Regions from separate parts of the Homo sapiens genome. Here region 1 is linked to region 2. A link is an interaction called in ENCODE POLR2A ChIA-PET data of the cell type or tissue named here. Cell type or tissue: Panc1. All regions are shown on one strand. Each heading gives the region's core, and the rest is flanking DNA. Links, peaks and the distances in the headings are about the cores only.

Evidence for each region. Peaks named below come from ENCODE experiments on the same cell type or tissue, not always from the same donor. Only the 100,000 strongest peaks of a DNase experiment are listed, where the experiment ranks them.
Region 1: POLR2A ChIA-PET joins it to region 2 with 9 read pairs; 5 of 35 experiments call an interaction of 5 or more read pairs at or near these places.

Annotation. Positions count from the first base shown.
Region 1 is chr5:16,939,220-16,942,130 of GRCh38, forward strand. It overlaps the pseudogene RNU6-660P. Among named protein-coding and RNA genes, the nearest start is that of MYO10, 4.4 kb to the left of the region's middle. In Panc1, for the core only: no CTCF peak of the experiment used is centred there; no DNase peak of the experiment used is centred there.
Region 2 is chr5:16,811,395-16,814,305 of GRCh38, forward strand. All of the region lies in intron 3 of MYO10 (myosin X), which reads right to left. Among named protein-coding and RNA genes, the nearest start is that of MYO10, 120 kb to the right of the region's middle. In Panc1, for the core only: no CTCF peak of the experiment used is centred there; a DNase peak (open chromatin) is centred at 1,767.

The DNA of each region.
Region 1 (2,911 bases), core at 270-2,769, 130 kb after region 2:
TTTTTGTTCTCCACCAACAGTTTGTTCGTTTTTAGTTGAAACGGGTTGTCTCATTTCCTTTGTGAATTCAAACTGAGTTCCTTTTGTTGTTGCTGCTGCTGCCATTCCTTGTCTTGATGTGTCTTGGGGCGTAGAGTCTTTTCCATTATCTTTTTTTTTTATTAAACACTCACCCCTTAATTGCCCCTGTTAGAATAATGGCTTAATTACTAGTTATAGAAAGGGAAAGTTCTCAAAGTTTCTTTCACACAAATTAGAAGTTAATAACTGACAATTCTAAAGTCCTTTCATGCTTAACTAAACAGCAGTCCATCCTTTGGGCTCACTTACCCTCTTGGATGTTTAAAACATCAAATGTTTTTACCTTCTCAAACAAAAGGGAATTTTTTTAATGTGATTTAAATTTTTACACAAGTGTTTCTTTTATTTCTCATACCTTAGCATTCAGAAATCCTCAAGGGAATTTTTTTCTGCTGAAACTGAAAACAATTGTAGGTGGTTTCAATAGAATAAATTTGGGAGAAAATACCTGAAATGTTTCACATTGTAATAGAAGTAAGTACAGAAGAATAAACATAGAACTAAAATGGGGAGAAGACACTGGAAGAACTCATTTCTGCCAGCGGTTGTATTTCTCTACAAGATGAGCTAGGGCAAGGATGTCATTCACCTCATTAGAGAGCATGTGATGGACAGTTAATTCTAACTAAATCCCCATCACTTCAAACTACAGCAAGAATGCCTCCTACAGCTGATAGCCTACAAAAATCATGGAGTGTTAGTTTCACAAATTAATCAGTTTTCATGTTTGGGGCTGGTCCTGTTGCGTATAATAAAGAAAAAGTACAAAAATCCCTGAAACCCTGAAAAGCTGCCTAATGATTAAGCCCGCTCGGAGCTATGTTTGACATCTCGCTTTCTCTCTTGATGTTTTTGTGTCTTTATGACCCTCTCTCTTCCATTACTCCAGGGTGGCTCAGAGACTGACTGCAAAGTTTATCATCTCTCTACCATTATTGTTAATCACAACATGTTTGCCACTTCCAAACCTTGTGTCCTCACTTATTCCTCTTGCTTGCATCTTCAGCCTTTCCCACTCAGTATCCAAGCCAATAAACAAGATCGTGTCGGCTCTATTTGAAAACAGCTGCTCGTTAACCCAATTGCTCTCTGAACTACTGGACCATCTCTCTTCAAATGCCCAACTTCTCACTGCTGTACTTCATCCTCCAAGCAATCAACCCTTAAACCCCTCATGATCTGATTTTTGTCCCCCACCCCACTCTCTTGAAAGTCTCTGTAACCTCAAATCATCAAATTCAACAGCCTGTTTTCCAATTTCACTCTCCTTGACATTCCCCTCTTTAAAAATTCTTTAACTTCTTAGCTTCAGGGCAAGCTTCATAGGTGTGCAACCCATATAGTTAATTGTATAGAGCCCTAAGCTCCTCACGCTTGGTTTAATATTCTGTTGTTCCTATCTTAAAATTATTTTACGTATTTATGTACTTATTTTTTTTGTTAGGCATCAGATAACAGCAAATACAACTTTTTCTTAATAGGATGAATGAAGAACTAGTATTTGATAGCACAACAGGGTGACTACAGCAACAATAATTTATTGCATATTTTTAATTAATTAAAAGGGTGGAATTGTAATGTTCATAACACAAAGAAATGATAAATTCTTGAGGCGATGAATACCCTAATCACAATTACAAATAATGCAATTATTACACATTGTATGCCTGTATCCACACATTACATGTACCCCATAAATATATACACTATGTATTGATAATAATTAAAAATGAAAATAATTGCCGGGCGTGGTGGCTCACACCTGTAATCCCAGCACTTTGGGAGGCCGAGTCGGGCGGATCACGAGGTCAGGAGATCGAGACCATCCTGGCTAACCCAGTGAAACCCCATCTCTACTAAAAATACAAAAAATTAGCCAGGCGCCTGTTGTCCCAGCTACTGAGGAGGCTGGGAGTCTTGAGACAGAGTCTCGCTCTGTTGCCCAGGCTGGAGTGCAGTGGCGCGATCTCAGCTCACTGCAAGCTCCGCCTCCCGGGTTCACGCCATTCTCCTGCCTCAGCCTCTGGAGTAGCTGGGACTACAGGCCCCTGCCACCACACCCAGCTAATTTTTTTGTATTTTTTTAGTAGAGACGGGATTTCACCATGTTAGCCACGATGGTCTCCATCTTCTGACCTGGTGATCTGCCCGCCTCCGCCTCCCAAAGTGCTGGGATTACAGGCGTAAGCCACCGCGCCCAGCCAAAAATAATTTATTTTATTTTATTTTCTTGAGACCGAGTTTCACTCTTGTCGCCCAAGCTGGAGTGCAATGGCGTGATCTCCGCTCACTGCAACCTCGGCTTCCTAGGTTCAAGTGATTCTCCTGCCTCAGACTGCTGAGCAGCTGGGACTACAGGTGCCCGCCACCATGCCCAGCTAATTTTTTGAATTTTTAGTAGAGACAGGGTTTCACCATGTTAGCCAGGCTGGTCTCAAGCTCCTGACCTCAGGTAATCCACCCGCCTCGACCTCCCAGAGTGCTGGGATTACAGGCGTGAGCCACCGTGACTGGCCTGAAAAGTTTTCAACATATATATTTTTTAAATATAAACTGCTTCATGAATTTGTATGTCATCCTTGAACAGGGGCCATGCTAATCTTCTCTCTGTCTTGCTTTAATTTTAGTATTTGTGCTGCCGAAGTAAGCACAAAAGAATTTTCATTTTAGACAGAGGGTACAGTGGCACAATCATAGCTCACTGCAGCCTTGAACTCCTGGCCTCAAGAGATCCTCCCACCTTGGCCTCCCAAAACACTGGGGTTACAGATGTGAGCCACTGCAATGGCCATTAATATTCTTTTTTTTTTTTTTTTTTTTTTTGTGACAG
Region 2 (2,911 bases), core at 280-2,779:
CCCATCCCACCTAATTTCTGCACATTCCCCAGCCAGCATCTGATTCCATGAGCAAAGACAGCCTTCTCCCGCTGCGATGAGGCCGCATCAAGCTCACTCTCAGCTCTCCATCTTCATGTATGGTGTTCACTGGCCTTTCCTTCTCATCAGTTCTTTTCTTTTTCTCTTTTGTTGAGACAGGGTCTTGCTCTGTTGCCCAGGCTGGAGTACAGTGACACAATCTCGGCTCACTGCTGCCTCAACCTCCCCGGCTCAGGCAATCCTCCCACCCCAGCTTCCTGAGTAGAAGGGACTACAGGGGCACGCCACCACGGCTGGCTAATTTTTGCAATCTTTTGTAGAGATGGGACTTCGCCAAATTGCCCAGGCTTGTCTTGAACTCATGGGCTCAAGCGATCCTCCCGCCTCAGCCTCCCAAAGAGCTGGGATTACAAGCATGAGCCACCATGCCAGGCTTTCTACTCAACCCTGATTGATCTCATGCCTTTGTAGCGTCACCACCACCACCACCTCCATAGGGCTTCCTGAGCCACACATAGGTTATGTCTCTGTACCACAAACACATACCCTGCTCCTCCTCTCCTTAGCGGGTATTTGCCCTTGCCAGGTCTTAGCAGGCGGTGACAGGAGATGAAGAAGTCTAGGCCCTCATCAGACCCATTCCAAGGAAGGGGACAATCAGGAGAGAGCCAACCCCCTCTCCTCAAGGCAGCAAACCCATAGCCAAGAGGTTCAGGGTGGAAACCTGGGGCCCCTGGCTGGGAACTGGGAGCAGAGCAGGGCTCTAGTCTTGAAGTGGCCAGAGGAAGGATAAGATTGATGAGGGGAAGTCTCAGGCAGGAAGAGCCTGGGGTTCCAGGAAGAGAATCTAACAGGGGCATAGAAGGCCGGGCTTCTGCACAGGCAGTTACAGCCAGCGCAGAGGGGCTCTAACCCAGGCACTGCAGCTTAAACCACGCAGTCCAGACCTATGGACACTGGCATCAAACTCGGTACGGCCTCTGTCCCCTCAGCGACAAGCCTGGGACAGGAATGCACCCACAGGAATAGCTAAAGGGCCCAGCGGTAAGGTTCAGGGGCTTCATAAGCACACTCAAACCCAAGCCTGTGTCATCATCACATAACCCTCAATGACAGGACTTCAGCTATCCAAGGCCATGTGCTGTGAGCTGGCCTTGGTGTTATCTCCCCACTAAATTGCAAGCTTTGAGGCTAGGGATGATGCTGTAAACTTCTTCCAAATCCCCCTTAAAATGGAGCCAAGTTCGAGGCAGGAACTTTCTAAATAAACACTTGTTGCTATGAGATGGCTAAGATGGAGACAAAGGTACAAAGGTTAAAGTTCCCAGAGCTTTCACTTCTTTTACTTTAAAACATCCCTGTTAAGAGGGATTATGATATCTGACCTTTGAAAACACGTTTATTTTAAAAACTGGTGTTCAGAAAGATTCAATTATCAATACGGAGCCAAAGAGGAGGTTAGTGAAGAAAAGGGAAGATCAACTCTAACTTGACTATTCTGGGTGCTTTTATTTTTTTTTTTTTTTTATCACTTTCTACCCCATTTCAATAGAAGATGCCAAAAGCTACAATAAAAAAATATTTTCCTGGTTTCTGACAAAGTTCTCAGATAAAAAGACCAGTCCCCAAGGAGAAAAAGCTAACATTACTCCTTAGCAAAGAATGGCAGCCTCTCTACCTGGCGATGAGCCACTTGCCAGCAACCCATGGAACCTGACAGCTCAGAACAGAAAGTCAACAAATAATGAAACATCCAGACGCCAGCAGGGGGAAAATGCCACAGGAGTCCCTCCTCAATGATATGACTCAAAGGAGAGTACCTGGCTGGATGCGGAGGCTCATGCCTGTCATCCCAACACGTTGGAAGGCCCAGGAGGGAGGATCACTTGAGCCCAGGAGTTCAAGACCAGCCTGTGCAACATAGCAATGTTTTATAAATTTAAAAAAATTAAAAAAACTTAAAAATTAACCAAGTGCAGTGGCTCACACCTATAGTCCTATATATTATATACTGTAGTACTATATATATACTCAGGCGAGAGGATCACTGGAGCCCAGGAGTGAGTTAGAGGCTGCAGGGAACAGCGATCATGTCACTGCATTCCAGCCCAGGAGACAAAGTGAGACCCTGGCTCTAAAAAAAAAAAAAAACCAACAACAACAAAAAAAGGAGGACACGTATGGTGGGCAGAATAATGGCTCCTCCCGCAAAGACATCCATCCACACTCATCCCAGAGCCTGTGACTAGATAATGTCACATGGCAAAGGGGCTCTGCACAGGTGATTATGGTTATGAAGCCTGAGATGGGGAGATCATCCAGGGAGGCCCAATCTAATCATGTGAGGCCTTAAAAGCAGACAGCCTTTCTTGGCTGCAGTCAGAGAGAGAGAAAGAAGACAGTGGAGGAGAAGGAGGAAAGATTTGAAGCCATGAGAGGGAAACAATACATGGTTACTGGCACTGAAGATGAAGAAAGGGAGCCACAGATCAGGAGACCAGGGAATGTGAGCGGCCTCTAGAAGCTGGGAACAGCCCTCAGGTGACAGTCAGCAAGAAAACAAGGACCTCAGTCCTCCAACTGCAAGTAACTGAATTCAGCCAACGACACAATGAGCAGGAAACGGATCCTCCTCTAGAGCATCTGGAAACAGACGCAGCCCTGCTGACCCTTTGATTTCTGCTGGTGAGACTTATGGGACTTTCAACCTACAGAACTGTAATCTTCATTTATTTATTTTTTCCTGAGACGGAGTCTCGCTCTGTCACCCAGGCTGGAGGGCAGTGCGCGATCTCGGCTCACTGCAAGCTCCGCCTCCCGGGTTCACGCCATTTTCCTGCCTCAGCCTCCCGAGTACCTAGGACTACAGGCGCCCGCCACCACACCCGGC